Linked DNA regions of Homo sapiens: region 2 is linked to region 1. A link is an interaction called in ENCODE POLR2A ChIA-PET data of the cell type or tissue named here. Cell type or tissue: IMR-90. All regions are shown on one strand. Each heading gives the region's core, and the rest is flanking DNA. Links, peaks and the distances in the headings are about the cores only. Region 1 overlaps MB21D2 (Mab-21 domain containing 2). Region 2 has its middle 19 kb from the start of MB21D2.

Evidence for each region. ChIA-PET counts read pairs that join two places held together with the same protein. Peaks named below come from ENCODE experiments on the same cell type or tissue, not always from the same donor. Only the 100,000 strongest peaks of a DNase experiment are listed, where the experiment ranks them.
Region 2: POLR2A ChIA-PET joins it to region 1 with 11 read pairs; 3 of 35 experiments call an interaction of 5 or more read pairs at or near these places.

The regions. Positions count from the first base shown.
Region 1 is chr3:192,865,030-192,881,009 of GRCh38, reverse strand. The region is part of intron 1 of MB21D2 (Mab-21 domain containing 2); the gene reads left to right. Among named protein-coding and RNA genes, the nearest start is that of MB21D2, 45 kb to the left of the region's middle. RefSeq lists an enhancer at 13,329-13,408. In IMR-90, for the core only: no CTCF peak of the experiment used is centred there; no DNase peak of the experiment used is centred there.
Region 2 is chr3:192,929,094-192,945,073 of GRCh38, reverse strand. No RefSeq gene overlaps it. Among named protein-coding and RNA genes, the nearest start is that of MB21D2, 19 kb to the right of the region's middle. In IMR-90, for the core only: no CTCF peak of the experiment used is centred there; DNase peaks (open chromatin) are centred at 9,343, 10,813 and 11,103.

The DNA.
Region 1 (15,980 bases), core at 3,414-11,413:
TTTATATATAGATGTGTATATAAATATATATGTTTGTGTGTACATTCTTTATAATTTTCAGTAAGTGGGAAGAGCAAAATTTTCTTGCAATTGATTTTTCTATAATCTGAAAAATGATTGTCATCTTAAGCACTAATGAAAATATTTCCTATTGGTTTATATTTTATTCATATTAGTAAATTCCCAGTAACATAACTTAAACTTTTAATCTTCTTAAACTTCACTGTAAATCTAAAGACAGGTTATGTCTTTGGAACAGGTGGATGTGCTAACTGCAGAGATGTGCCACCCTGGCTCCCTCTGGGGGAGGGCTTGCTGACAGTTACAGGTGGTGCACTCTGCAGACAGCCTCTTGCTAGCTGTCAGCTCCTTGAGAGTCCGTCCCCTCCGACAGCTGCTCGCCCTAGGCCGTGCTTTTCCTGGGGGACTCACATCTGGAGACATCTGGTGACAGGCAAGGTTGGAGTATGAAGGCTCACTGGACGCCAGACACCCCGTTGAGGCTTTGGTGGGTTGCTTTCTCTGCCTCATCCTGCTTCCTCCTCCTTCCTTTAAAAGGATAGTTCTTCTAATAAATATCTTGAACCCCAGACTTTGTCTCAGCATCTGCTTCTGAAGAATCCAACCTGAAACAGTGGATTTTATTTTATTTTATTTTTTTCTGAGATGGATTCTCACACTGTCACCCAGGCTGGAGTGCGGTGGTGCAATCTCGGCTCACTGCAACCTCCGTCTCCTGGGTTCAAGCGATTCTCCTGCCTCAGCCTCCGGAGTAGCTGGGATTACAGGTGCCCACCACCACGCCTGGCTAATTTTTTTTTGTATTTTTAGTAGAGACAGGGTTTCACTATGTTGGTCAGGGTGGTCTCAAACTCCTGATCTTGTGATCTGCCTGCATCGGTCTCCCAAAGTGCTGGGATTACAGACGTGAGCCACTGCGCCCGTCCTTATTGTTTGTTTCTGAAGTGGTTTAGTAGCCACTGGTGAGGCAAGAAATCCTGCCATTTCTCTTGCTGGAGTAGTCCTGGGAGCTGGTAGAATCCTGGGGAGCTGAGGATCTGCCAGTCCATTCCTCTTCTCAGAGTGAGCTCATCCTCTCCTTGTCTACTCCTTGTCAGAGGTTTGGCATTTGAGGAATTTGGCCTTGGGCAAGGTGCTGAAGCTGACTGCTTTGTGGTTTTAAGGGAAAGCTTAAAAGATTTTCTCGCTATGGGTATTCTCTGCAATAAAAATCCATTTTAATTGTTTATGACATTAATCAATGAAAGATTTATCTGCTTTGGGAGAAATTTCTCTAGAACAGTTGAAAGCTTCTGCCTAAAAGTTGATTAAGAGAGATTTTTCTTCTTTGGCCTCCAACGGATACCCCCTTCTCTGCCCCTCCCTGCTTCCAACCTGCCACTTAATGGTGTCTTCTGTGAAGCCCTCTGTGTACAGCCTCTCCAATCACTTTTTAATTTCCAGGGGAAATCGTAATCTCACTAATCACCTAGAAAGGAATGTGGAGATGGGAGTATGAAGGACGCAGTTCAGGCCTTGAGGCCCAGCGGGCGTTTGTTTTAGTCACCGCATTTGCTCAAATGCTTTGTGCCCGTGGTTAATGCTGGGGAGTATTGGTGGACCCTGCCTCTCTGTCTCTCAGAGTCCCCTTGGAGACCTTCACTCTTCACTTCAAGGCTGTGTGTGCTGCCCAGCTCTGGTGCTGGTGACATCAGTGGAAAGAGAGCCACAGGTGCTGTCTGGTCCCTCGGAATCTCTTCTCTTTATTATAAAGTACCGCTGGAGGCAGAGAAAGAGATTTTTGAGCTTTCCTTCTAGCCCACAAAGCTCAGTTTTATTTGGAGCTTTTAACCTTGAGCCTTAGCCAGCCCCTGATGTGTGGATTTTAGAATCAGTGTGAATTTTAGGGAGATAGGGAAGGCCTGCAGAAGTTTGACCACTGCTTCTTGAGCACCTCTTGCTGTCTTTTTCTTTTTGAGGAGGGTGGGGGCTCCTTTAGAATTATGCTGGCATGGTGATTCTTTTTTCTTCTTCTTCTTTTTTTGAGAGACAGAGTGTCCCTCCATAGCCCAGGCTGGAGTGCAGTGGCACAGTCTTGACTCACTGCAAACCCCACATCCCGGGTTCAAGCAATTCTCCTGCCTCAGCCTCCCCAGTAGCTGGGATTACAGGCATGCACCACCACGTCCAGCTAATTTTTGTATTTTTAGTAGACACCAGGTTTCACGACGTTGGCCAGGCTGATCTCGAAATCCTGACCTCAAGCGATCCGCTCGCCTTGGCCTCCCAAAGTGCTGGGATTATAGCCATGAGCCACTGCAGCCTGCTCTTCAGCACAAAACACCCATCCCATGGCTAGCATGTTGCCGAGGACCGAAAAGTAGAATTGTGATCTTCACAGTCAGGTCCGCAAGACTTAGCTTATAGAAATGCTGACACATTCAAAGTCCTCACTTGCTTAATGGATGTTTTTTAGGGCTATAAAAAAGTTAATTTTTCATGAAAGGGCAAACTAGACCAGAAGATGCTGCTGAATAAGTCTTTATTCTATTGAAAGTAATAGGCAAAAACCTAATACCATAGAAATTGCTAAGCTTTTTATTTCTTCTCCAATTTTCTCTCTAAGGGGAGAGAGGTCTATAAAGGCGTTCATCTGTGTCCACTTTTTAAATGACTTAGTCCTGCCACTGAATTTGCCTGGGGGAAGAGAACTCATAAGTAGATAATACACCATGGAGTCAAGCCTTTTGAAGTCATTTTGTCGCTCTCTCCTTTTTTTTGGGTGTTGAGGTGAGGATAAGAGGAGGGCGTGAACCCGCGAGGCGGAGCTTGCAGTGAGCCGAGATTGCGCCACTGCACTCCAGCCTGGGCGACAGAGCGAGACTCCGTCTCAAAAACAAAAAAAACCAAAAAAAAAAAAAAAAAAAAGAGGAGGAATTGTTTGAAGATGTTTCGTACGGGCCGTTCCTGCCTAGTATATGGCTTCTCCCACCGTTGCTGCCTCTCAGTGTTTCTTTTTCTTTTTTTTTTTTCTTTTTCAATAACAGGTTCATGTGAAAGGAGGGTAATGATTTATTTGGGAACCCCAAATCTTTAACTACTTGTATCTTTGGCCCTTTCAAGTTCTGACAACAGAAATGCCCATCAGAATTTAGACGTGGCAACTTCTGGAGACAGAGATGCGCAGAGCACATATATCAGTCTGCAGTACTTGCATGTGAGTTTGCTAGATCCTCAGCCCCAATCTGAGTAATTTGGTGTCACTAAGCTATTACTTATTCATAAAGACACGTTGGATAGGAGTTTGAGCTAGATTCCTTGAGCTGAGTAACTACAGATACATGTTGTACAGTATATATGTCAAATATATAATTATGATTATACAGTACACCATGGGAAAACCTCTAGATGAGGTCTTGTGGGAGGACAGTGAGATGACTGTAGAGTCACTGACACTGGTGGCCAAGGAGGCCATTGTGGATGAGTTGATATACGCGATGGGCAGAGCTCAGGGTAGAGGACTGGCATGAACAAAAATTCAGATATTGTTAAAGGATACGCATGACCTGTGTGGTGAAGGGTAACTAGTTTGAAATGGTTCTGAACACTCAAAATGATTGTCAGATTTTATTATTTGGAAGTTCAACTTCATATTTTCCTCAAATTATGACCTAGATGTGAACTTTTTTGTTTTTGGTTTGTTTTAATGAGCTCAGAATCATCTTGAATGATTTGAGAGGGTAATACAGTTTAAATACAACATAGGAGATGGTAATCTCCAGGAATTTCTTCTATCTTTTAAGTTACATAAACTAAGAAAGTATGTGTTCAGCCAAGGTTTCTGTGGAATCCTTCAGGCCCTGGCTAACACAAATCCTGTTGTAGTACGGGGTCTTGGGATTGCTTAGAAATCCATTGTTTTTCTTCCGTTCCTTTCTTCCTGTTTCTCTCCTTCTCTTTCATACATTCCACCCATAAGCCTGTATTAATTACTCACTGTGGACTCAGGCGCTGTTCTAGAATCTGGAAATAAACTCGAGGGCAGAGGGTGGCTCATCATTTCACTCAACCAGCGGACTATTAGAATTCTGGGTATTAAATAGCGGGTGCCACAGGAGCACATAGGAAGAGCATCCAACCTACTTTGGAGCCCTGAGGAGTTTTTAGAGAAAGCTGGAGCCCGAAGGACCAGTAGTAGGAGGTAGCCAGACCAAAAGGGAGGAAGGAGTGGGAAAGAAAGAGCACTGTAGCCAGAGAACATATTATGTTCAAAGGCCATGAACCCAGGGAAAACATGGCTCCTGGGGGAGCCACAGGAAGCTTAGTATAACTAGGGAAGTGGCAAGAATTGAGAGGGAACAGGGGCTAGATCATAAAGCATCAGCCTCAGGATGTAGGGCGCTATCCTAAGGGCAACATCTATTGCAGCGTTTTAAGTGGGGAAGTGAAATGCCCTTTTGGAAGACCAACCACTGTGGCTACAAGGTTGAGAAGCGGTGGAATGGACTAACAAAGAAGACCAGTTAGGAAAGTGTTGCAATAGTCCAGGAGAAAGGATTGTTGCAGTAATCCAGGAAGCCTGAACTGGAGTAAGAGCAGCAATTATGGAGAAAACTAGACAGATTCTAGAGATAATTAGAAGGCAAAGTGAGCAGAGTTGTTTTGATGTGGGTTGTAAGGACAAAGGCAGAAATAAATTCAAGATGACAGCCATGTTTCTGTCTTGGGTGCAAGAACGGGTGGTGGAGTCATTCTCAGAAAAGGACTACAGAGAGCCAAAGGAAGCAAGTTTCAGGATGAGATAGAGTTTTGGCACTGGGGCTGCTGAGTTGGCAGTGCCTGGGGGAGCATCCGAGGAATTTTACTGACTTTCTACCATTGCCATTGGATGTCTTAACACTAGAGGTAGTGAGCATAAAAGTGTCAGAACTGTGGGGATTTGTGGTTTGGCAAGGGACCTTTAATTTACACATGAGGAAAGGACTCTAGAGAGGTGGAGTAACTGGCTTAGGGGCACATAGGTACATCCTGGTTAATCTGGGACAAGTACCTACGTCTTCAGCATCTGTCTAGGAGTACTTCCACTTCTATTGTTGGTTTAGTAACCTCTAAAAAAACATGTAGAAATGAGTGTATGTAGCCATGTCGTCCCTTGCTTGGGAAGAACTGCTGATAATAAAAATGTGGGGCCATAAATCTCATTTGATTCCACCTGCCCTGTCTTAACATGATTATGGCAACTTTGTTAGGCAAATGGTTGCTTAACACTGTGGAAAGTCTTAATTACTCTTTAATAGCTATGTACAGAGGGAAAGTGTTAATATTTAATCATGTTATTGTCTCTAAAAAAATTTAGTACTCCATTTGTACATCCATTAAATATATAAATGCATATTTGCTACATTTCCATTTCATTCCAGATTTCAGGGACACAAAATATTTTCTTTTTAAATTATTATTGCTGTATAAACATAGCGAATTTAATGAAAAATTAAAATTAAAAAATCCACCTACAGTCTTTCTAAAACAACAACAACAACAAGAAAAATTCAAGCTTTATGTTCTTTTCATCCTTTTCTCTACGCATCCATGTGGCAATCCTGGTTTACATTCTCTTTTCTGTTTTCTTTCACCATATATTTTACCATGCCGTTTATTCATCCATTCATCCATTCGTGCAGCAAACAGCAGAGTATCTTCTAGATGCCAGGTAATCTGAAGGATGTTAGGGTTTACAGCAGTGTCAGTCCTCAGGAAGCTGACATTTGGAGAGTAGGGGAATGGCTGCATGCACAACACATTACATAAGTAATAAATGATGTCTAATAAAAATGGTAATGGAGGCAGCAAACATGGTGTAGCATGGTCTTTCCATGTTGTGGATGTAACATAACTGCTTTCCGTTTGTTAAACACTGTATCAGTCGGGGTCTCAGTAGAAGATAGGTGGCACACCCAAATTAGGATAAATAGAAGAGTTTTTTGTTTTTTTTTTAATAGGGACAGTTTACAAAGGTGTAGTTAGGGTGAAAGGAAACCACCTAGATGGTGCGTCTTCAGTGCAGTGACTGTAAAGCACCCCTAGACCTAACAGCCAGGGGAGGGGGAGATTTCTGAAACCCTGAGGATCATTTGGTAGAACGGATGCTTTGAGAGACTGGTTGAGGAAAGCAGCCATCCCAACTGACCTTGCAGAGGAGTTAGGAGAATAAATGCTCCAAGCTTATGTTCCTGTCTTCCTCAAATCTTTCTCTGTTTTTCTGCTGTGCTCCCCACTGGCTGGACGCTACTAGAAACCAGCAAGCAATAGAGTCTCCATGCAGTCCATAGAGGTCAGCTTTCCAGGGCAAGGAGCTGGGAGGAAGCGAATATGAAGGGGCACACAGGATATCCAGCACAGACAGTCCATATAAAGTTATTTTTAAGGGCGTTTTGACAGGAAGCACTGGATAAGCAACTATACATACAGGATAATAAAGTAAGTGGTGGGGATAGGGCTGGAATTGGGAAACTGGGAATTAGTGACATCGTTTAGGTAAATTTTGATGTTTGTGGATGCATTTGTTTTTAAACATAAGACAGTGTGAGGTTTCATTAGTGTATCAGCTTAGGTTTTGTAATGTATCCTAGTCATTGTTAGTGATAGAGCTTTGGAGAATGGACCTTGATTCTAGCTATGGTTCTGACTCATTTATTCATTTGTTCAGCCATTCATTCAACAAATGCTTTTTCTTCTTTTTTACTGAGGTACAACTTTTGCATGGTAAATGGCAAAATTTTTATGTACAGCCCAGTAAGTTTTTACACAGTATAAACTGGTGTAACTACTGCTACCCAGGTCTATGGAGAGAAATTGCTAGACCCCCTGGATGCTTCTTTATGCCTTTCCCATTCACTTCCTCTTGTACCCGTCTTTGGTCTTTGAGTAGACACTACCACTCATTTCCATTGGGAATCAACAGACATTTTTAAAAGTACTTTCAGTGTGCTAGGAAAACACTGTGCTCAATGCCAAAGTGAAGAGAATAAATGCACTAAGGCCCAGCACTTTGGTCGGCCAAGGCGGGCAGATCACCTGAGGTCAGGAGTTCGAGACTCGCCTGGTGAATGGTGAAACCCTGTCTCTACTAAAACTACAACAATTACCAGGCGTGGTGGTGTGCGCCTATAGTCCCAGCTACTCAGGAGGCTGAGGCAGGAGAATTGCTTGAACCCGAGAGGCAGAGGTTACAGTGAGCTGAGACTTCCCCACTGTACTCCAGCCTGTTGACAGAGCGAGATTCTGACTCAAAACAAAAACAAAAACAAAAAAAGAAATGCACTAAGAGAGTCTCCTGTTTCCAGGGAGTGCAGCTCCCAGACGAGGACAGCGGTCAAAGAGTGGTAGAGGAGGGATAACAAGAGAGGGGCCCAACAGAGGCTGCTTGGTTTCTCCAGTGGTGAAATGGGCTGAATGGTAGGAGTGGGATGAAGGGAAGGTTGCGGTGAACTCACTTGTTCCTTAGGCAGAGCTTTTCAGTTTGGCGTAGGGATGGGATGTAGGTAGAGAGGTGGAATGGGTGTGGAGACCTCCTGCAACTGGTTACTTGCGGTCCTGAGAAGCCTCATCCCCTTTACCCTAGTATCATAAATATTATAAATTACAATTTCACTCTCTTTGTGTGCTATGATGAAGCTGGGAAGTTTCCAGGGGACCACAGTCGAGTACTGTCATTCTAGAAATGCTCCTTGGAATATAGGAAGTGACACACTTGGGTATTGTTAACCGTCACTTAACTCTAATGTAATCATACTAATAGTAATTGTGCATACAGCAACCATTCTATTGTAGCCCTTGTCAAATTGGAGGGAGGCAGATAGAGCCAGGGGTAGGTAATGGATTCATTTTGGAGACAGTGGGGAGGGCAGCACATGAGCAGACTCCACGCCCATTGGTGTAGAGGACAAGGGTGTATAGGCAGGGGACACAGCATTTTGAGTTGCTTGCTTGGTGGGGGGGGGTGTCTTCTAAACTTGTGAATTTTATGTTTAGTGTTTTGCTGAGTATCACTAAATTTGGGATCTGTTGGGTTAAGCTACTGGGGAGCTAATGAATCACTTATGCTGAGCTTCCTAAGGGAACAGAGGTCAAGATCTAATGGCACCCCTAATGTGTGTGTGAATGAAACCTTGTCTGGGGCCCCTGTTTTTAAAGACATAGGGTGGGGACCTCACTGCTTTTGAGTTATTAATTTTCTATTGTTTTGTTATGTTTTGCTGTCCTGACTGGGAGAGGGGCTTGTCCAAAGATGAGCCCAGAGAAAACCTAGAACCTGATTCTGTTTCATAATTTTAGCCATCCCCGTAGGGAACATTACCGTCATCCATGATTCTTTTCTCTGTATTGAAATATTTAGCCATAAAGTCAGAGCTTTGCAACTTTTTTTTTTTTTTTTGAGACGGAGTCTCGCTCTGTGGCCCAGGCTGGAGTGCAGTGGCGCGATCTCGGCTCACTGCAAGCTCCGCCTCCCGGGTTCACGCCACTCTCCTGCCTCAGCCTCCCGAGTAGCTGGGACTACAGGCGCTCGCCACCACGTGCGGCTAATTTTTTGTATTTTTAGTAGAGACGGGTTTTCACCGTGTTCGCCATGATGGTCTCGATCTCCTGACCTCGTGATCTGCCCGCCTCGGCCTCCCAAAGTGCTGGGATTACAGTTGTGAGCCCCCGCGCCCGGCCAGCTTTGCAACTTTTGATCCTTAGACCCTAGGGAGCTAGTGCAGAAGGCAAACAGTGAGCTCCCTTACCTTGTGATACATTTGGTTGGTCTCTGTTTACCTTTTTTATTGTAAACGACCTCAAATCCTTTTTAGAAACAGGTGGGGTTTTGAGTAATAAACGAGTAAACTTTTCTTTATCCAAATCCAAACAGCCAGAAAGCTAGGTAAGGATTATTTCCACACCTCAGTTTTATGAGAGACAAACTTGGATTGTGATTATATAAAAGAAAATGAGTGAAATGTTTAGGATATGTCATAAGATTAGTTCAGCTCTACCTCCATCTACTGCACCGGTGGTTTTTCTGTTTCAGCACCACGTGATGTCTCTATCCAGTACCCAAGGGCATTTCTAGTTACTGCAGGGCCTTTTGAACCACCCGGGAGAGTCCAAGTAATTTCCCCTCACCCCCCTTGCTGCAAACAGTGTTGTCCCCATCATGTCACTCCCCTCTGTCATCCCCATCATGTCACTTCCCTCTATAGTTAAAAAGCATCCCTGTTAACCTGTTTTAAGGGCCGTTTGGCTTCTCCCCACCTCCACAGCCCATCTTTGGCCTCCACCCTCTTCATTCTCTTGGCTCTGAGTTTTTTTGAGGCCCTTTATCCTGACCACTCTTGGCTTCAGACCTTGGAACATGCTTTGCCTTCCTTATTCTTTGACCTTCTTCCCTGACTCTGCAAACGAGGCTAGGTTTTTGTTTTATTCCCATACCTGCACCTCTAATGTCTATTCGTTGTTATACAATATCAGCTCTTCTTTATAGAACATAATCTCCATGAGGACAGACTCTGTGTTATTCTGTGTTCTACTGTATCCCTGTATCCCTCTCAGTGTCGGGTAAACAGTAAATGCTCAAGAGAGATTTGCTGAAAAATTGAAGTATATACAAGGGCCACATTTTTGGCATAAGTAATCTATATTTAGTAGGTCCATCAACCCCTAAATAACCGTCATTTTTCATAAGGTAGTATCCTTCCTTTTCTAGTAAGCCTGGGTGCACTCAGTTTGCAAGTATGTGTAACTTTTCATCATGCCAGGTGATTGTCAACAAGGGCGGGGTGGGTGGAAAGTGGATTCTATGAGAATAGATGGACTCAGTCCGTGCCTTCGTGAATATGCCCATGTTCCGTGTGAGTTGAAGCTTCACAGGTGGAAACTTTCATGTTCATGATCCCCATTGATGGCCTTTTAATAACCTCTGAACTTGGCAGAGCAGACGTCCTTATCCCCATGTTACAATTCAGATAACATTTGTGATGACAACAACAATGTGTGGTTGAGAAGTTGCATCCAACATTTGCTCTGAGGGTGGTAATAACCAACTGTCCTCACATTGGTTGGAAGGAGAGAGGTATAGAATTAAAATAGCCACAGGAAACCATTCCCAGTTGGGTCATAATATATTTTGGCCTTAAGAGATATGATGAGAAACTATCTCCCTGTTTCTACATCGGTTTTGCATTTTTTTTTTAAACTCCTCGAACTTGTTAGCCTTTGCAATCTTCCTTCCTTCCTTCCTTCTTCTCTCCTTCCTTTTTTTTTTTTTTTTTTTTCAACGGAGTCGCCCAGGCTGGAGTGCAGTGGTGCAATCTCAGCTCACTACAGCCTCCACCTCCCAGGTTCCAGTGATTCTCCTGCCTCAGCCTGGGATTACAGGCTTGCACCACCATGTCCAGCTGAGATTACAGGCGTGCGCCACCATGCCTGGCTAATTTTTGTAGTTTTAGTAAAGGTGGGGTTTCACCATGTTTCCAGGCTGGTCTCAAACTCCTGACCTCAAGCGATCCACCCACCTCGGCCTCCCAAAGTGCTGGGATTACAGACATGAGCCAGTGTGCCCGGCCAGCCTTTGCATTTCTAAGAACAAGGGTAAGCATGACAGAAATGCCCATCAGATCCAATGTGCTCACTCGTCGTGCTCACTAGTCTTGGGCTTTAAATGTTTCTGGCTTATTTAATCCTTTTACAGATGAGAAGCTGAGGGTCAGAGGATGCCATTTGCTAGAGAGACACAGTCAGGAATCCTGACTAGGTTTCCTGACCCGTGTTAGGGATTCGTGTTACAGAAGTCCTCCCTGTGGATTAGGAAAGACAGAGGGGCAGTCCTGATTGTGTGCTTTTGAGGTTATTGTGTGTCTAAGCAGTCGTGGGCCAAGAGCATCCGTATTTGGTTGTGTAATTTATTTCATGATGATAATTATTAGCCTTATTCATTCAGCTAGGCTTTCTGATAAGTCTCAGGATCTTGCTCCACACTTAAGCATCATCCATCCAAGTACTATTGATATGCAGTTTATTTTTTTTCTTGGAATTGCTCTGCATGGCTGTAATATAATTTAAAGGCTGAAGCTCCCTTATTTCCTGCTGTTTGAGTACCTTTCCTAGCTCAGCTCAGCAGGTTATAGACTGCTGATGGCTGCTCAAGGAGCAGTGATGTTTTTCATTATTGATAATGTCAGTGGCAGGCTTGTTGCTGTGTCCTGTGCAGGCTGGAATAGGCTCATTGATGGCAGATATGCTTCCTTCCTGCAGAACTGGCCATGGCCCCAAGTGCAAGGTGAGGTCAAGTGGCTTTTTATGGGGAGGAGAAAGGGGGGTTTTCAGAACCAAGAGGCCAGTAAGAATCTGGGTAATTGGAAGCTTTTACTTTCCTTTGGGAAAGCCAGGAAACCCAACTGTGACTAGAGCCTGGGTTGAGTCAGACACATATTACATGACTCTGGATAGTTGTGCTTGGAGTTTGTTCCAGTGATTTGGGGACAGGATGGTTACATCATCAGGCCTCGGCTGGAGCCAGCTTTCAGGTTTTGGATTGTTTTATTCACTGTGTCAGTCTCCTCCACTACTCAAGCCTATCACATTATTCCACTTCTCCTTCCCTTCTTCCTTTCCTCCCTTCCTCCCTTCCTCCCTTCCCTCCTTCCCTTTTTCCCTCCTTCCCTCCTTCCCTCCTCCCCTCCTCCCCTCCTTCCTTCCTTCCTTCCTTTCTTTTTTTTTGACATGGAGTCTCACTCTGTCGCCGAGGCTGGAGTGCAGTGGCTCCATCTTGGCTCACTGCAGTCTCTGCCTCCCGGGCTCAAGCAATTCTTCTGACTCAGCCTCCTGAGTAAGTGGGATTACAGGGGCACACCACCATGCCCAGCTAATTTTTGTATTTTTAGTAAAGATGGGGTTTTACCATGTTGGCCAGGCTGGTCTCGAACTCCTGACCTCAAGTGATCCACCCTCTTCCTCTTATTTCATTACTAAATGCTGTATATTTCTTTTAACAACTAGTCTGTGGCCTACCTAATTACTTAATGTATTATTTCATGGACATAGTTCCGGTTAGTAGCATAGTCCCCAAACTTAGCATTTCATTGGCTACGTCATTTCCCACTGTGCTTTGTATGATAGTTTGCTTAGCTAGCCATTAATGTCAGTCTGTTGGGTTATCTTACTTTTCATGATTATATGTGGCAGTGAATTGTATGAAAGAGTTGCACTTACAGAATCCTAGGGATATTAGAGACCATCCTTCCTTGGGCATAGCACAGACCAACCTTTTCATTTTATGGACCACAAAATGGAGCCTCGGTATATTGAAAAATTTGCCTATATGTCTTTTCCCCCTTTAAGATGATTCCTTATTTTGCCACTGATGACTGATTATTTAGGAACGGAAAAAATCAAGGGCAAGTGAAAATCCTCTTTCCATTAAGTAGCAGGGGTGTCAGCAGCAGCAAAATTAAAAAAAAAAACTTAATACAAACTTGCTTAAGCAAAATATTAATTTATTAACTGTCAGTGAAAAGTTCATGGTTAGAGGTGACTTGATCAAAGGAGTCAAATGATGTCACTAGTCCTTGTTTCTTTCCGTTACTTGGCTCTGTCTCCCACTGCGTTTTCAAAGAGATTCTCTCCCCTCTGCTCCACTTGCTTCTTGTGTTTCAAGTTCACTGGGAAGATGGATTCTGTAGAGTCAGACAATGAGAGTCCAATATAAGCATGCACCTAGCCCTTCTATCTTTTGGATATGACTGCCATAGTGAGGATGGGCTAAGAGCTGGAGGACCACTGGCACACATGAAGATCACAGAATCAGAGTTGTTAGGGCTAAAAGGGCATTTATAGATCCCTGTATCCGTTACTGATTGCTGCATAAAACTACCCCCAAACTTAGTGGCTTAAAATAATACCTTATTATATCTGGTGATTCTTTGAGTCAGAAATTCAGACAGGGTACAAAGCGGATGGCCTACAATTGCTGTATGATTTCTGGACCTCACTGACCAAGCATTTTTCCCCTTCCCTCATTCCAATCTTCCTTCCTCCCCCATCCCCAGCCTTTTTGTGTGATTAGCTTGGCCTTTCTCATAGCATGACAGCCTTAGTCTAAGTTAGCTTCCTTATGCGGAAGATCCGGGCTCCCAGAGAGAACATTCCAAGAGATATGAAGTGGAAGCTGCCAGTTTCTTAAGGCCTGACGCTGAAAACTAGCAAACCATCACTTCCCTCTTACTCTGTCAAGCAGTCACAGAGCCCTCTTAGATTCAAGGGCACAGGACCTAGCCCCAGCCTCTTGATGGGAGAGTGTCAAAGAATATGCATGCAGCCATCTTTCACCTGCCGTGACCATCTAGTCACATAACCTTTTCTCAGATGAAAAACTTGAGGCCTGAGAGGAGCAGCAGTTAGTCCAATTTCTCTGAGCCCTCTCTTTAGAAATAAAAAACAGCAACCAGGACAGAAACCTGTACCCTAACCAGCCAGAGTACCTGTACTCACCACTTTCTGCTACCTTCTCCTTTTGCTCTGTGTCACTGAGCCATGGAGGTACATAGTGGGGTGACAGCCAGGGTATATTGTTTTTTCTTTGCAAATAAGATACTGACAGAATGGTGCTTGTCAGTTTTGAGGGAGCTGCTTTGTATCAGCCTCAGGCTCCATGACTCTGCTGGGACCCTTTCTCAGCCAGAGAGAGAGAGAGCCTGTTTTGATTGTGTTGTAGAGGGCATCTTTGCTTGTTGCATTTTTGCTTCCTGGGAGGTGTGTGGAGGTCGGGGTACAAGGGGCTGAAGATTACAGCTCCTTATTTGAGCAGCCTTTTCCTCCCTCTACCCAATACTCCTCCCATTCATCAGTGAGCCACTGATGCATGCCTGTTGGAAAGTCAGTCATTTTATAACCTAATATTGCAATAGTTTCTGGGTTTATTGTCTCCCTCCAACCTGCGGCTTCACACCATCTGGTGTGCATGCAGGCGCACAAGGGAGAAAGCTGAGAGGGAGGGAAAACAGCTTTCCCCATTCCTTCTCCCTTCTGGGAGGAAGGAAAATTTACATTCTTTTCCTCATGTAGGACTTGATGTCAGTTTCTAGGTGTGTGAAGCGGGAGGGGAGAGATGGTCAGAGCACATGGTAATGGAGGGTATTTCAGCAATTGGTCAGAAATCCAATTAAGTCTCCTCTTCTAAAGATGGGAACTTTCTTCTCTCCTAAGTTATCTTTTACCTGGTGTGAGGACAATTTTTATTTTTTTAATATTCTTACATTTCATGTATCATGCCTCAAGAACAGGCAGTCTTCATGGATAAGCCAGACAGTTATGTTAATTTAGAATTCATTTATGACCTAAGGGACCTGAGAAAGAATAAATTAATTCAGAATTAAATGTGGATGTGTACGTGCATGTCTACATACACGTGCACGTATGCATGCTGAGATGCATTCTATCTTTAACATTCTAAATCAGGTAAAAAGAAATCTCAACAGCATACATATTGGGCTGGGAGTAGGTCAAGGTGAATAAATTAATTAAATGTAACATTCTTTGATTTCCTTGCGTCAGTTCCCCTCTCAGAGAAAGAGAGATCTAACCAGAAGACGCAATCTAATTGATGTTCTTTTGTTTTTTTAATCCCAGCAAATTAAAGAGACTTTGCCAGTGATGTTTTTAGTTCTTTCAGGAAGAATGTGATTCCTGCTTACACTTGTACATTGTAATTTTAGTATATATTTAAAGTTTGCTGTTGTTTTCCTAACCTGAGCATTTTGGGGAAATTCTGAGCCTTAGAGATGAACAATTAGCTTGAAATAATGATATTTAAGAAGAAAAATCTGTTGGTACACAAGGGTCAGTGGCTCTAGTCTCAGTTTCTGATGAGTTCATTTCATCATTACCCTTGGAATCAGAAACTTCTTTTTTTTTTATTTATTTATTTTTTTAGACAGGATCTTCCTCTGCTGCCCAGGCCAGAGTACAGTGGTACAATCATGGCTCACTGCAGCCTCAACAACCTCCCCGGCCCCAGCAATCCTCCCGCCTCAGCTTCCAGAGTGGCTGGTACTACAGGCATAAGCCACCACACCCAGCTAATTTTTTATTTTTTGTAGAGACAGAGTCTTACTATGTTGCCTAGGCTGTTCTCAAACTCCTGGGCTCCAGCAATCCTCCTGCCTTCACCTCCCAAAGTGCTGAGATTACAGGCAGGGATCAGCAACTTCTTAAAGGTGGCTGATAAAGACAATCATATGTTGAACACAGAAGAATGGTGAGGATGGGGTGGGGGTTGGGGAAGATTGGGAGGGGGCCTGGTAGACCAAATCTGCTTCTCTAAGCTTCATCACAGCCACAGGCATCTTACAGCTTCAATTCTCACTTTATCCTTAACTCTTTTCTTAGGACTCCCAAATTCAGAATGCAGAGGTGTGGTTAATTTGATCATGTTTCTGAAATGTCTCTTACTTGTAAGATGAAGCAAATCAGTACTTGCTCTTCTTGCCCTTCCAGTGGAATGTTAATGCATGTACTTTGAATTTCTACATACTCCTGCTGAACCATTTCTCCAATATACAATCCCACAAGCCCTTCTACATGCTTCCTATGAAAATCAAGCAAAACTATGAAAGGTGACAGCATCCTGGGAGCAGGAGACTGAGGGCTAATCTTGGGTCATCTTCTACCTTGCAGTTCACCTACCTCTGAGCCTCCTTCCAGCCTCATTCATGCTGATCAGCTCCCTGGGTTGCTGTAAGAATAAAGCTCAGGGACACATGAGAGTGTTCTGGAAGGGTGGAAAGCTCCACATGCAGGAGGTTACATAATTATGTTCTAAGATTGTTCACAGCTGTCAAGCGCGACACACTGACATCCTCATGCTCCTCCACCGTTGAGAAGCAGCTGTTACTTTCATTTCAGCCTCTCCCTTCTCTGTAGGCCAGATTGAGGAGAAATGAATGAAT
Region 2 (15,980 bases), core at 5,273-13,272, 62 kb before region 1:
AGAGTAAGTGCCTCCCTTAAACCACTCAGCTAGTGACTGATGGAGTCACAATTTGAGTCCAGGAAGCCAGGCTCTTCACAATTTTGTTAAACTATCCTTTTCATTGGGGGAGATGTGAATTGTTTTCCATTTTTCACCAAAATGCTCCAGAGCATAATAAAATATCACTGGACAAGAATATGGGATTCTGACCTGGCTCAGACTCTTAGAAAATCATTTCTTCATGTGTCTCAATCTGTTTATCTGTTTTTGGAAGAGTTCAGACTACGCCATCTTAGAGTTCTCAAATATTGAATAAGGCTGTTCTAAAAATCTGAGCAAATAATTTTTCTTAATGTATAAAACTTTAGGATGTAAATCCAGAAACCAGATCACTCAGTCATAGGGTAGGACCCTTTGTATAAGTCATGGTTTAAATGAGCAGATTGCCTTTGAAAACAATCATACCAATTTAATGCATTTACAATACCTTCCACAAATGTGAGTGCCTCTTTCTTTGCAGTCTGATCATCACTGGGATTAAATAAAATTTGATATAAAATATTAATATTTGATGATTTGATAGGCATCTCAGCATGGTCTTTTTTTCTATTTCCTTAGTAGCTGAGCAAGCCAAACATCTCTCTAAGTGTTTTTCATATCATTTCCTCTTGTGTAAATTTACTTTTAGCAAGTTACTTCTCCTCTCTAGGGTATCAGCTTTGTTATCCCTAAAATGAAAAGGTAGACTGAGATCTCTACAGCTGTTTTGAGGGTTAAGTGAGACAACCTAGAAGCAGGCCCAACAGCAGTACTACCTCAATTCAGTAACTAGTTAAGTAAGGGCTGTTCCATTTTTAGCATTTCTATGAATTTAAGAACCAGCCAGCATGTCCCCTGACCAGAAACTTTCAAGAAATGTCTGGGCCAGGCAGGGTGGCTCACACCTGTAATCACAGCACTTTGGGAGGCCAAGGCAGGTAGATCACCTGAGGTCAGGAGTTCAAGACCAGCCTGGTCAACATGGTAAAACCGCGTCTCTACTAAAAATACAAAAAAATTAGCTGGATGTGGTGGTGAATGCCTGTGGTCCCAGCTACTTGGGAGGGTGAGGCAGGAGAATTGCTTGAACCTGGGAGGCAGAGGTTGCAGTGAGCCGAGATTGTGTAACTGTACTCCAGCCTGGGCAACAGAGCAAGACTCTGTCTCAAAAAAAATTTTAAAAAAAGAAAGGTCTAGTCAACCAGATTTTGTCCTTCTTAGATGGTTCATATTTTAGTCATTCCTAAAAGACGGAGAGATGAACTTAAATGACCTGCATGTTTTTCCCCTGATCCTGCCAGTTTGTAATATTATTACATGATGAGAAACACATTATCAAATGCCTCTCCCAAGGTGGTGCTTATCTTGGTTGACTAACAGTTCTAGTTTTGCTCTAAGGCTGGAGCTTCTGAAACATTTGACGCATTTGTTCCAACTTATGGTGACCTACTTATTCCAAGTTTCAATCTTTTAGCAGATAAAATTAAAAATGGCCAAAGCAATGATGTCATTATTGTCAGTCTCTGGAGATTTAAGAGAAATAGGACAGCGCTCTCAAACACTAGGGTGGAGTTAGGGGGCTGGGAAACTGGGAATTTGCAAACAGATTACCATGTTTCCATTCTGGGACAGAGATTTTTTTAAAGCAGGGACTAATCCTTGGAGAGCGCCAGCCTCCTTTTTCTAAGTCTCTTTCTTTATTCCGCGGTGTTCCTCTTTATTTTTACTCTCCTGTGAAAATCTGTGTTCAGAACTGGACTAGGAGGCGGGAGAGATAAGTGCAAGCCCAGTTCTGCCACTTTGTAGCTCCGCAAATTTTCATAAGTAACTTCACGTCGTTGAGTCTGTTTCCTCATCTGTTTCCATGAGTACAGCCCCTTCCACTGATTGTTCGTAGTCTTCACTAATGAGCCTGTAAGGTTCTGGAATTAGTAGGAATACCTTATCTCTGTGCCCTGCACAAAGGTCCACCATATAATTTGTCATATAAACATGCTCTTTCCTCTTTATCATAATAAATTTTAATAAATCTCCCCTTGTTCCTGAACGTAACCACTATCATTTGATCTTTCTAAGGTTGTTCAGGTGTACTAGTTTTCCAGAGCTGCTCAAACAGATCACTACGAAGTTGGTGGCTTAAAACAACAGAAATGTATTCCCTCACAGTTCTGGAGGGTGTAAGTCCAAAACCAAGGTTTCCAAGAAGCCATGCTCTCTCTGAAAGTTCTAGGAAATAATCATTCCTTGCCTCTTTCCAGCTACTTAGGGTTTCTGGCAATCTTTTGTGTTCCTTGGTTTGTAACTGCATCACTGCACTCCCTTCCTTTATCCTAACATGGCAATTCCTCCCTTTGTGCATGTATCTTTCTGTGTCTCCAAACCTCTCTCTCCTTATAAGAGCACCAATTATTAAATTGGGTCCCAACCTAATCCAGTATGACCTCGTTTTAATTAAATTTGCAAAGACCCTATTTCCAAAAAAGGTCACATTCACAGGTTCCAGGAGGACAGGAATTTAGGGGGACACTATTCAACCCAGTACACCAGGATATCTCTATATCCCTACTCCTCGTATCACATCGCCTTGGAGCTGTCTCTTGCCTTCATCGTGAATAATCCTTCCCCTTGGATGGCTTCCCTTTACTGGAGTCAAAATTATTATCCTCATTGTTCTTGACAATAGGCTCTCCCTCCTGTAATCCATGTTTCACAGGAGACTGCTGTCAGGCTAATCTCATGAAAAAAGGACAGCTTGGATATCTTTACTCCTCTACTGAAAAACTTTTTGATGGTCCCCATTATCTGTTGGACTAAGGGCTACACTTCCTCAGAGAGAACTTCACAGACTTTTTCATGTGATCCCAACACACCTTTCCAGTCTTACTCTCAAGACTCCCCTCCACGCACACCCCACCTTGTCCTTAACTCCGTGGCCTGTCCTTTTCCCTCTCCAGCATGGTTTTTCCCTCCATCTGAAAAGCCATTATTTCTAATACAGCATGTATTATTCCCAACTCTCTAGAAAAGCCACCTCCTTTCCAAAGTCTACCAAGATCCCTACCCCGCACCCAGCCAGAATAGTCCCTCCAACTCCAAACTCCCATAATATTTTGTGCTTCACCTGATATTTTTCTTCTGGAAATTGTGATCATGCTATGTCTCTTTTGATTAGAACATGAGCTCTTAAGAGCAGGGACCGTTTCTTACTCCCTAGTTTCTGGTTCTTAGGAGATGTTTGGTACATATTTCAAAGGGAGTGAGGGACTGAGGGAGGGAGAAAAGAGGGAAGAGAGGGAGGGAGGGGAAGGAGAAAGAAATAATTCTAAAGTAAAGATTTTCAGAAGGTACTTCAAGGGATGTGCAAATATTTTGTATTTTAATAATAGTCAAGCTGATTAAAAAATTAAAATGTTATCTTTACCCCTAATTTTAAATTTTGATATTTGCAAAAATAGCTCATTTTTTTATAATAAGCATCTATTATAATTAGATTTTCCAAGTAAAGGTATATTAATAAAGTGTATTTCTATCTTATAAGTAGAAAGATAAGATTTTGTCCAGGCACAGTGGCTCACACCTGTAACCCTAGGACTTTGGAAGGCTGAGACGGCTGGATAACTTGAGGTCAGGAGTTCGAGACCATCCTGGGTAACATGGTGAAACCCTGTCTCTACAAAAAATATAAAAATTAGCTGGGCGTGGTGCCCACAACTGTAGTCCCAGCTACTCAGGAGGCTGAGGTGGGAGGATTAACTGAGCCCAGCAGGTTGAGGCTGTAGTGAGCCATGATTGTGCCACTGCACTCCAGCCTAGGTGACAGAGTAAGACCCTGTCTCAAGAAAAATAAATGAATAAATTTTTAAAAAAGGAAGAAGAAAAGAAAGATAAGATTTCTACTATGGTAAGATTTCTACCTAGAGAAATCTGGGTAAGATTTGATTGCATTTTAAAGAGTATTAAGCCACCAAAGTAGTGAGGTCACATATTGCCCCTGGCAGATGAAGTATTTGCATATCCTTTTAGACTCTCCTAATCCCAGGAGACATACGATGCTTGGGATTTTTTTTTTTTTTTTTTTTTTTTTTTTTTTTTTTTGAAATGGAGTCTTGCTCTGTCGCCCAGGCTGGAGTGCGGTGGCGCGATCTCGGCTCACTGCAAGATCCGCCTCCCGGGTTCACGCCATTCTCCTGCCTCAGCCTCCCAAGCAGCTGGGACTACAGGCGCCCGCCAGCGCACTCTGCTAATTTTTTGTATTTTTAGTAGAGACAGGGTTTCACCATGTTAGCCAAGATGGTCTCAATCTCCTGACCTTGTGATCTGCCCGCCTCGGCCTCCCAAAGTGCTGGGATTACAGGCTTGAGCCACCGCACCCGGACGATGCTTGGGATTTTTTAACCTATGGGTGAGATTAAAGGAGAGAGATGCTGTAAAGCCAAGAAGCACAGCAAAAAGGTAATGGACTTCAGAGTTACAAAGACTGTGACAACCCTGCCATTTATTAAGTGTGTGATTTGGGAGAAATCACTGAACTTCTCAAAACCAGTTTCTTTCTTGAGATTAGCTTTAATTTATAAGGTTGTTGAGAGGATTACATAATATCCTTTAAATGACTAACATATGAGACACTTACTAAATGAATCTACCTCAATTACAAGGGTTAGTTCTGGTGAGAGGTGCCGTTTCTTTGACTCCCCTTGGTGAATTAGAGCAGTAATTCTAACAGAAGCTGAGAAAGTGGATGAGTAGGGCCTTAACCTCTCAATTGCCCCGAGGGAAAGTTAGCTAATGAAAAGCCACAAGAGTGAATTATCTGCTGAATGCACTCTTTTGCGCAAGTACAAAATTACTTTCGTATAGATATCCAGTTTGTTAATTATCTTTTAGAAATCCAAGGAGAGTTCTTTCTAAAGTCTTGATAGGGACCAAGATTGAAGGAGAAGTAACTGATTTTACCCAAGAATCAAGGGAAACACATTTGGAACTAAAATAAGTGCCTGAACACATATTGCTTGATATGAGTCTGGAATAAATAAAATATTTTCCTGTCTGTGGTCCTTTTTCTCCAAGATTTGGCTTAAAAAAATTTTTTTTGAGAGATGACTAAGAAATAGAAAAATCCACTTCCTGAACTAAATTGGATTTTTTATTATTATTATTTATATTACATATTATTATTATTATTATTATTATTATTATTATTATTATTATTATTTTGAGATGGAGTCTCGCTCTGTCGCCCAGGCTGGAGTGCAGCAGCACGATCTCGGCTCACTGCAAGCTCTGCCTCCCAGGTTCACGCCATTCTCCAGCCTCAGCCTCCCAAGTAGCTGGGACTACAGGCGCCCGCCACCACGCCCAGCTAATTTTTTGTATTTTTTAGTAGAGACGGGGTTTCACTGTGTTAGCCAGGATGTTCTCAATCTCCTGATCTCGTGATCCACCCGCCTCAACCTCCCAAAGTGCTGGGATTACAGGCGTGACCACCGTGCCTGGCCCCAAATTGGATTTTTAAAAGAAAGCCAGTGACAGAATTTTTCTCCTACCAGTTGGGTTTCAAGTCATCTTTTCTTTCATGAAACTGTTCTCTCCTGGGCACTGGTGGGCACTGGTTTTAAGAGTCAAGAGTGCTGTAGGAGGACACGCCACACTTACCTGCAAGGGGCTCATTCTAGGTTTAACTCATTCCATCTAAAGGATTTTACCCACACAGCTGGCAATATCCACATGCCTATGGATGTACTTTCACTTTTCTGACCCAGAGTTTCGAGGACAGGTATTCATGGTCATATAGGGCTCATCAGGAACTCCCCTCCCCTATATGTATCTTTCTAAAACCTCATTACAGGGCCATTTCTCAGACCTAGCGAGAGGTGCAGCCAGCTGGACTTCCTGGGTCGAGTGGGGAGTTGGAGAACTTTTCTGTCTAGCTAGTGGATTGTAAATGCACCAAGCAGCATTCTGTAAAAACGCACCATTCAGCACTCTGTGTCTAGCTAAAGGATTGTAAATGCACCAACCAACACTCTGTAAAAACACACCAATAAGCGCTCTGTGTGTAGCTAAAGGATTGTAAACACACCAATCAGCACTCTGTAAAAATGCACCAATCAGCGCTCTGTGTCTAGCTAAAAGATTGCAAATGCACCAATCAGTACTCTTTAAAATGGACTAATCAGCACTCTGTAAAATAGACTAATCAGCAAGATGTGGGCGAGGCCAAATAAGGCAATAAAAGCTGGCCACCTGAGCCAGCAGCGGCAACCCACTTGGGTCCCTTTCCATGCTGTGTTAACTTTGTTCTTTCGCTCTTCACGATAAAACTTGCTGCTGCTCACTCTTTGGGTCCGCACTACCTTTATGAGCTGTAACACTCAACGTGAGGGTCTGCGGCTTCATTCCTGAAGTCAGCAAGGCCACAAACCCACTGAAAGGAAGAAACTCCGGACGCATCTGAACATCTGAAGGAACAAACACCAGACACACCAACCTTAAGAGCTATAACACTCACCACGAGGGTCCACGGCTTCATTCTTGAAGTCAGTGAGACCAAGAACCCACTGGAAGGAATAAATTCTGGACACACTAGAATCTTCGAATCTTCATTACTTAGATCTCAAAGAACTTAACTGACTGTCTTTTCCCTTCTAAATATTAGCTCCACTTCTTACTCCATCCCTTGAACAAGTATCAGGGCTCGAATTTTAAGAGTTTTACCACCAATCAGAATAAAGAAGAGACATTATTACCAAAAATAAATTTTATGGAAAGATGGAAAGTCTCTAGCATCTTACAAAGTAACTACAGCCGGTGCCCAGAGCTAATGTTTCCATTGACATTAGGGATGTCTCAAAAGTTTGAAAAGCAGCACTTTCCACAATGTAATTTATTCAGTGATACTCGGAATATTCAGTGATATTGGGAATAATTGGCTGTAACTCAGAAATGGGTATGTTTCAAATTGATTCGTATTGGATTCTGAGAGCAAGGGGAAGAGTGATTGGTTTCACTTTTTTAATTCTCTCAAAAGTATCAGTTCCTTCAGAGTTCTTCAATTTTTCATGCCACATCAAACTTTATGTTTTCTCTTTCACAGTTCTTGATCGTATAGATCTATTCAGCTTCTTTGCTCATTTTCCAATTACCCAGACCCTAAGAGTTGAAAAAACGTACAAGAATCTACACCATTTCCTATATGTCTGCAGGTGAATTTCTCCACTCTTTCCTATGAATAAGGCAAAGACGGTATTTTCTTAGAAGACTGAGGGGAGAAGCTGAGCTGGTGAAAACAAAATGTCTGTTGAAACTTGACAGGGCAGACTAAAAGTAATCTGAAAAGCTGTCACATATTATTAAATTCTGTTTCATTTACATTTGGATTAAATTTTTAGCCACGTGATCAGGAACTTGTTATGTGCTTCTCTCAGTCTCATTTCTCTCATGTGTAAACTATAGATATCTGGAGGCCGAGGCGGGTGGATCACGAGGTCAGGAAATCGAGACCATCCTGGCTAACATGGTGAAACCCCGTCTCTACTAAAAATACAAAAAATCAGCCGGGCATGGTGGCACGCGCCTGTAGTCCCAGCTACTCAGGAGGCTGAGGCAGGAGAATTGTTTGAATCCGGGAGGCGGAAGTTGCAGTGAGACGAGATTGCGCCACTGCACTCCAGCCTGCGTGACAGAGTGAGACTCCATCTCAAAAAAAAAATTAACTGGATGAGACAAACTTCTAGCTCTGGCCTTCTAAGGTTCTACAACTTAAAAGCATTCATACATGTTAACAAAGCTAAGAACAATGTAAAAATACACCAACTGAGCTCATCACCAACAGGGACCCTCAGCTGTTATTTTTGGTTGTGAGGATAACATTATTTTTAAATATTCTTCTGGATATTTGCTTTATTCGTGCTAGGTTTTAGGTTCTTTTGCAACGATGATTAATCCATAATATCCAATAAATGCAAAAGCAAGGAGAGTATTGCAAGTGCTAATCAGAAGAGGCCTGTAATAATTATGTAAACAGGGTAGGGCATATTTAAAATTTTAAAGTGGCATAATTCACTAGCCTTCAAGGAAATTTCTGAAGACAAAGGGCTATTCATGAAGCAGGTGCAAGGATCTGTCTACATCTTTGCAATCAGCAATAATCATCAAGAGAAAAAAAAAAGATTGATAAGCCAGAATACAATTAAAGTGTGTGATTCTAGCATTAGAATCAATATATTCATTCAGGAGAAGGCTATGAGTTTGGTCAAAAATTAAAAGTGAAGGCATGGAGCTTTGTTGATGAAACCTGTCATAAGCCATGGATAGTTTGTGTGGTTTAAGACTCTCAGTGAAGAGGGAGTGAGTGCAGGTACAGTAACTACTAAAGTGTTCCCCAAGACTGGGCACAGTGGCTCACGCCTGTAATCCCAGCACTTTGGGAGGCCAGGGTGGGAGGATCACTTGAGGTCAGGAGTTCAAGACCAGTCTGGCCAACATGGTGAAACCCTGTCTCTACTAAACATACAAGAATTAGCCAGGCGTAGTGGTGCATGCCTGTAATTCCAGCTACTCGGAAGCTGAGGCAGGAGAATCGCTTGAACCCAGGGGGTGGAGGTTGCAGTGAGCTGAGATGGCACCACAGCACTCCAGCCTGGGCGACAGAGTCAGACTGTCTCCAGAAAAATAAAAAATAAAAATAAAGTGTTCCCATACTACTTAGGAGAATTATCAAAGAGGGAGGTGACTTGCCTCAGTGGAATTTCCACCATATAAAATAAATTGGTTATTTTTGGAAAAGATGTTGGAGGAAAGGCATAGCTGTAAGGATGTGTGAATCCTTGGTTCTACAGCTTTGATGGTCATTGATAACAATTCTATGTGACGGAAATGAGTGTGTGGATGTTAAGATTAAATCCTTCTCTATTTGCTAAGGTAAGAATCTAGTTCCTCTCCGGGCATGGTGGCTCACGCCTGTAATCCCAGCACTTTGGGAGGCCAAGGCAGGCAGACCACCTGAGATCAGGAGTTCAAGACAAGCCTGGCCAACATGGGAAAACCACGTCTCTACTAAAAAATACAAAAATTAGCCGAGTGTAGTGGTAGGCGGCTGTAATCCCAGCTACTCAGGAGGTTGAGGCAGGGAGAATTGCTTGAACCCGGGAGGTGGAGGTTGCAGTGAGCCGAGATCGTACTACTGCACTTCAGCCTGGGCGATAAAGCAAGACTCCATCTCAAAAAAAAAAAAAAAAAAAAGACTCTAGTTCCCATAGGCTTAACACAAGAAAAGTTTACATCTGACTCATCTGGGAATGCAGTTAGGATGATACTTGGGTGATATTTCATGTAGTTATTCAGAGCACCAAGAACTCTATCTTGTGGCCCACCCCTCCTGCAGGATCCAAGGAGTCCTCCCTATTCACTTAAAGACATACAGAGGGGCTGTGGTGAAGACACAGCCACTCCACTACTTCACCCAAAGTGACTGACTCACATCATTTCCTCTCTCTTTCCATTGGCAAGAATTAGCCATGTGACTTCCACCCCAGATGCAGGGGAACAGGAGCATTAAATATGCCCTAGTTGGGCATCACTTTCTAGCCACAACCTACACTACGAAGGAGTCTTTGGTGGTCAGCTATCCATCTCTGCTACTGTGTTAAGCTGTTCTACCACTGCGTCGCGTTGCTAGAAAGGAATACCTGAGACAGGGTAATTTCTAAAGGAAAGAGGTTTAATTGGCTCATCATTTTGCAGGCTGCATAAGAAGCATGGTGCCTGGCATCTGCTCAGCTTCTGATGAGGCCTCAGGAAGCCTCAGGCACATCACAGGCCAAAGCAAGAGCAAGAGAGAGAGGGGAGGAGAGGTGCTACACTTTACAACAACCAGATCTCACGAGAACTCTCTCACTATTGTGAGGATAGCACCAAGCCACGAGGGATCCACCCCCATGGCCCAAACACCTCTCACCAGAGCTCACCTCCAACAATGGGAATTATAATTCAACGTAAGATTTGGGCAGGGACAAATATCCAAACTATATCAGCTACACCTTCTTTTTTAGAAAATGCTTTATTTTTAATTATTAGGAGTACACAATAGCTATATACATTTATGGGGTACATGTGATATTTTGATACAGGTAAAATCAGAGTAACTGGGTATCCATCACCTCAAGCATTTATCATTTCTCTGTGTTAGAAACATTCCAATTCCACTCTTTCAGTTATTTTAAAATATACAGCGCATTATAATCCCAGCTACTGTGAGGCTGAAGCAGGAAAATTGCTTGAGGTCAGGGGTTCAAAACCAGCCTGGGCAACATAGAGATACTTTGTCTCTACATAAAATAAAAAAATTAGCCAGGAGTGGTGACATGTGCCTGTACCCCTAGTTAGTCGGGAGGCTGAGGTGGCAGGATTGCTTGAACCCAGGAGTTCGAGACCAGCCTGGGCAATGTAGCTAGACCCTGGCTCAAATATATGTGTATACCCACACACACACACACACACACACACACACACACACACACGCACACACACAGAATTATTGTTAATTTAAAATTAAAGGGTCCTAACTGTAGTCACCCAATTGTGCTACTGAATACTAGGTCTTTTTATTTATTTATTCATTTTTTCTAAATGCATTTTTGTACTCATTAACCATTCTCACTTTATCATCCCCCCCCCCAATTTCTCATTTCAGTTATGAAGAGAAGGATTTATAACTAACTTCTCAGAACCTTTTCTGTTTGCTTGTAGAGAAATAGAGAAACTTCTGTGGTAGACACTCAAAAATAGGAGCCATGACTCACAGCATTGCGTGTCTATACAATGAGTGCATAAATGCAATTTTTAAAGAAATATACTGCTGTTTTTTTAAAGGAGGTTTTCTATCCTAGATTGTAAATGTGTTAATGTCAAATTTAGGTAATGCACTTATGTGTGTGTGTGTGTGTGTGTGTGTGTGTGTGTTTGTTGGCCCAGTATCTCTTCTTTTGAGAAACTACTCCATACTCCTTCTGTAAATATCTTGATTTACGTGGTTAAAGAAGGTGGAGGAAGGACTGACAAGGGTCACCTCATTACCTCAGCAGTTGCATATGACCTGGTCCTGGCCAATCAAATGGCTTCAGCTTACTGGCCACAGTGGGTTTTCAGGGATGGAAACCTAAGCTGGGCCAATCAGAACTCCTTATGGTGCCTTTTCCAAAGACTCTTTCTCTGAGCCCATAACGTCTAAACCCCATGTAAATGGAGCTGTCTGTAGGCGTCTTACTGTTGCATGGAGGTAGCCTAATAATGGAGCCAGAGAGCTGATGGGCATTATTTGAATGCCTGAACAGTCGTGGGTGAAGCCCAGTACAGGAGCTTTCTAGTTACATGAGTCTGTTCGTTTCTCCACTTACATTTTGTTTTTTTGCTAAATTTGATTTGAATTATTTCTGATAATAAAAGCTTTGAATTAAAGGGCCCTAACTATAACACCGGGTTTGGATTTTCCATCTTTTCATCATGGTTACTGTTCTGCTCTAAAACCTTTCATGAGGCCGGCTGCGGTGGCTCACACCTGCAATCCCAGCATGTTGGGCGGCCAAGGCCGGCAGATGGCTTGTGCCCAAAAGTTCAAGAACAGCTTGAGCAACATGGCAAAACCCCATCTCTACAAAAAATAAAAAAGTGGGCTGGGCGCAGTGACTCATGCCCGTAATCCCAGGACTTTGGGAGCCCTCAGCAGGTGGATCACTTGAGGCCGGGAGTTCGAGACCACTCTGGCCAAGATGGTAAAACCCTGTCTCTACTAAAAATACAAAAATTGGCCAGGCATAGTGACTTGTGCCTGTAGTCCCAGCTACAGGGAGGCTGAAGCATGAGAAGCACTTGAACCTAGGACACTGAGGTGGAGGTTGCAGTGAGCCAAGATCATGGCATTGCGCTCCAGCCTGGGCAATAAAGTGAGACTCTGTCTCAAAAAAAAAAAAAAAGGCCAGGCATCGTGGTGTGCGCCAATAGTCCCAGCTACTCATGTGGCTAAGGCAGGAGAATCACCTGAGCCCAGGGAGGTGGAGGCTGCAGTGAGCTGTGAGTGTGCCACTGCACTCCAGCCTGGGCAACGGAGTGAGACTGTTTCTTAAGATTAAATAAATAAATAATAAATAAAACCTTTAATTAGCTTATTAATTGCCTACACAGCCAAATTAAAGCTCCTTTGCTTCACTTTCAGAGCCTTCCACAATAAGGGTTCACTTTTCTTAATCCAAGAACATAAACCTTAGAATGTGCAAACACTTATTTCTTACATTGACATCTGGTTTTAGTTCATTTATGTCTTAACCTGTTTCAACTTATAAAATTCCACATATGTTAGGACAGTTCCCATGGAAATTATTACTGCTTTGAGGGTAGGGACTACGTCTTTCAAACCATGTGCCTATAGCCCTAGCCAATCAGGACAGGAGGCTGAGGTGGGAGGACTGCTTGAGCCCAGGAGTTGGAGACCAGCCTGTGCAATATAGCTAGATCCTGTATCCCTGTATCCAAACAAACAAAAAAAAGGTATATATATATATATATATATATATATATATATACACACACACACATATATATACATATATACACACACATATATATAATATATATATACACACAGAATAAATTATTTTTAATTTATTGTTAATTGTAATGGTGTTCAGCTACCATCCACTTCTCTACCCCTTGTAGCAGTTCAATCTTAGCATGGTATAGAAACCGTAAAACACTCTGGAAATACTTGTTGAATTACATTCCCACTGTGATATTTCTTTGAGAAGTAGACTTTAATTTTGAACAGGCTACTTTTTCTTTTTCCTGAGAGAGAAAAACTATCTAAGTAGACAATTTGGGGAGTAAATTTACAGCTTTTTTGCAAAAGGTGCTGAGCTGACCAAAGCCTTCTTGGAGGCCAGCATGAAGGTCACCTTTTCCTTTATTTCACTTTCAACACAGTTATAGCTCAGGTACCAATTCAGAGAGGGTTTTTCAATAATTGACCAAAGTGGTAATCTCTTCGAGATGTGAAAAAGAAACCAAGTGCTTCACAGATCAGCTACCCAGAAGTCGAATATCTGTTCTTCCTTATTCCCGGCACACTATGGTGTATGGCATTTGTTGAAAGAATAAATGATTTCCCCCTTCCCTTGGGCCTTTTTCCTCCACCTCCAGGCCTCACCAATATTAGGAAGACATAAAATTGAGATGTAACAATTCCTCATACCTTTACAGCATTTTTTTTTTTTTTGACAGAGTTTCGTTCTGTCGCCCAGGCTGGAGTGCATTGGCATGATCTTGGCTCACTGCAACCCCCACCTCCCAGGTTCAAGTGATTCTACTGCCTCAGCCTCCTGAGTAATTGGGGTTACAGGCTCCCACCACTTCGCCTGGCTAATATTTATATTTTTAGTAGACACAGGGTTTCACCATGTTGGCCAGGCTGGTCTCAAACTCCTGGCCTCAAGTGATTTGCCTGCCTCAGCCTCCCAAAGTGCTTGGATTACAGGCCAGACCACCACGCCAAGCCATCTTTACAGCATTTTTTTTTTTTTTTTTGAGACCAAGTCTTGCTCTGTTGCCCAGGCTGGAGTGCAGTTGGCATTATCTCCACTCACTGCAAGTTCCGCCTCCTGGATTCACGCCATTCTTCTGCCTCAGCCTCCTGAGTAGCTGGGACTACAGGTGCCCACCACCATGCCCGGCTAATTTTTTGTATTTTTTTTTTTTTTTTTTTGAGACGGAGTCTCGCTCTGTCGCCCAGGCCGGACTGCGGACTGCAGTGGCGCAATCTCGGCTCACTGCAAGCTCTGCTTCCCGGGTTCACGCCATTCTCCTGCCTCAGCCTCCCGAGTAGCTGGGACTACAGGCGCCCGCCACCGCGCCCGGCTAATTTTTTGTATTTTTAGTAGAGATGGGGTTTCATCATGTTGGCCAGGCTGGTCTGGAACTCCTGACCTCAGGTGATCTGCCCTCCCCGGCCTCCCAAAGTGCTGAGATTAGAGGCATGAGCCACTGTGCCCGGCCGGATGCTACTTTTTTAGGGGGAGACTCTGATCTCTATCCAAAGGGAGGTGACCTTGTCCTCAGACTGGAGTGAAACATGATACACTAAATCTTGTTATAACAGATTGACGCCTACCCTGGGAGGGGAAGTTTTTCTTAATGAAGGCCATTAGCTAGTTTGCATGATTACATTTATCCATGCTCCTTATCTATCTCTCCACACCTGCCCTTCTGAGGCACACAAAGACATCCTCCTTGACACACTCCTCCTACCCAGGTGTTATTGATGTGTTGTAGAGGGTAACCTCTGCCCTCAAGAATGTGATTCAACAGTCTGTGAATCTGTGGTTTGCCTGTCCCACAGGATTATTGTGGGGATGAACATTAAAATGAGATCATATACATTAAATCTAATGCATTATGTAAATGTAAGGTAATGTTATGTTTCTAAGCCTCTAGACATTTTCCATCTTTGGAAAATAATAGAACAATGTCACCACAAGACAAATGTTCAGCTGTTCACAGAGGAAGTTGAACTCTGACCCCCCTTGAGCGTTCCACACATTTGTTAACATCCATTTCTCGATGATGTCCATTTATTTAACACCTCTGATCAATAACCTCGTTTCTCCCCAGTCTCTCTTTTACTAGCCTCTTCGGTAGATTTAATTAAAGTAATGCACTTTATGGGGATATGAAACCAGGCACTTGATTATGTCACTTCCTGGTGCAGTTCCTCAGCTTCCCTCTTATAAAGCAGAAATTAGGAGGGGGAGAGGGGAAGAAAGGGTACAACTTGCTTCTGCTCCATTCACAGCGGCATGAAGCCGAATGAAGACTGGTCCAGAAAGTGTCTAGAATCCTATAATTCCTATAATTATCTTATTTTTAAAAAATGTTACATTAGCCTCAAAACCAGTCACATTCTTTTGAATGCCATAAAACCATTAATCTTCAGAACAAACCCATGGCTAGTTAGCTCATCAGTAGAAAACATGAATTCCTATGTAGGCAAAAGGATGACTGAGTTTAACGCAGGGATGGGAGAGGCTGGTGGTGGAATAAGTACGGCACACATCGTGTTTTCTTAACAGTAATGTGCTAACCCAACAACAATTCTTTGAAATGTGGGAGGGGCTTGGGGCATGGAAAGAAGATGCCTGAGAGGAATTAGAATAAAAGGAATTCATAAGGCACAAAACTGAAATAATAAGAGTCATAGATTAATTTTACTTTCCTGAGAACCTTCTGACTCCTATAAATATTTTCTCTGTGCACCTCTGACCACAGCAATTTAAGTATTGTGCCCCCCCACCCCAAAAAAAAACAAACAATAACAACAAAAATCAAGAAATACCTTTGACCGAGTGGTAAAAGCAGTAAGGTTTGAATTGTGTGATATATAAATCCCTGAACATATTATTTGGTGCATTGATACCTACATGTATGTTCATTAAAAATTAGGGCCTAATACATTTCTTCCATTTATTGAAGAAATAGTGGCTTTTTCAAAGACAGTTAAACTGAAAAACAGAGATAAAAGCATTCTTATTTCTCAAGGATGGCAAAACTTGTTTTGAAGAGTCAGCAGCATCTAGCTTCCAAAAGAAAATGGGATTGACTTGTATGTGTCATGCCCTGGAGGTTTTCTGTGTGATTTTGGAGGAATCTCTCGATCTCTCTGTTTCATCTGCAAATGTGCTAACAGCTTTGGAATGAGTACTTGAACAAGCATGGAGTAATCACTGGCTAAATAAAAGAGGTTTTGATGAATGCTCTATATTTCCAGCCAAACTGAACCACTCAATGTTTCTATAAACATCACACATTTTCCTGACTCCACACTTTTTCTTATGCCATTTCTCTCACTAGGAATGCCACGGTCCTGTCTTGTTCTTATTTTACCTGTTCTCCAAGGACAAGGTCAATTGTCTTTTGTG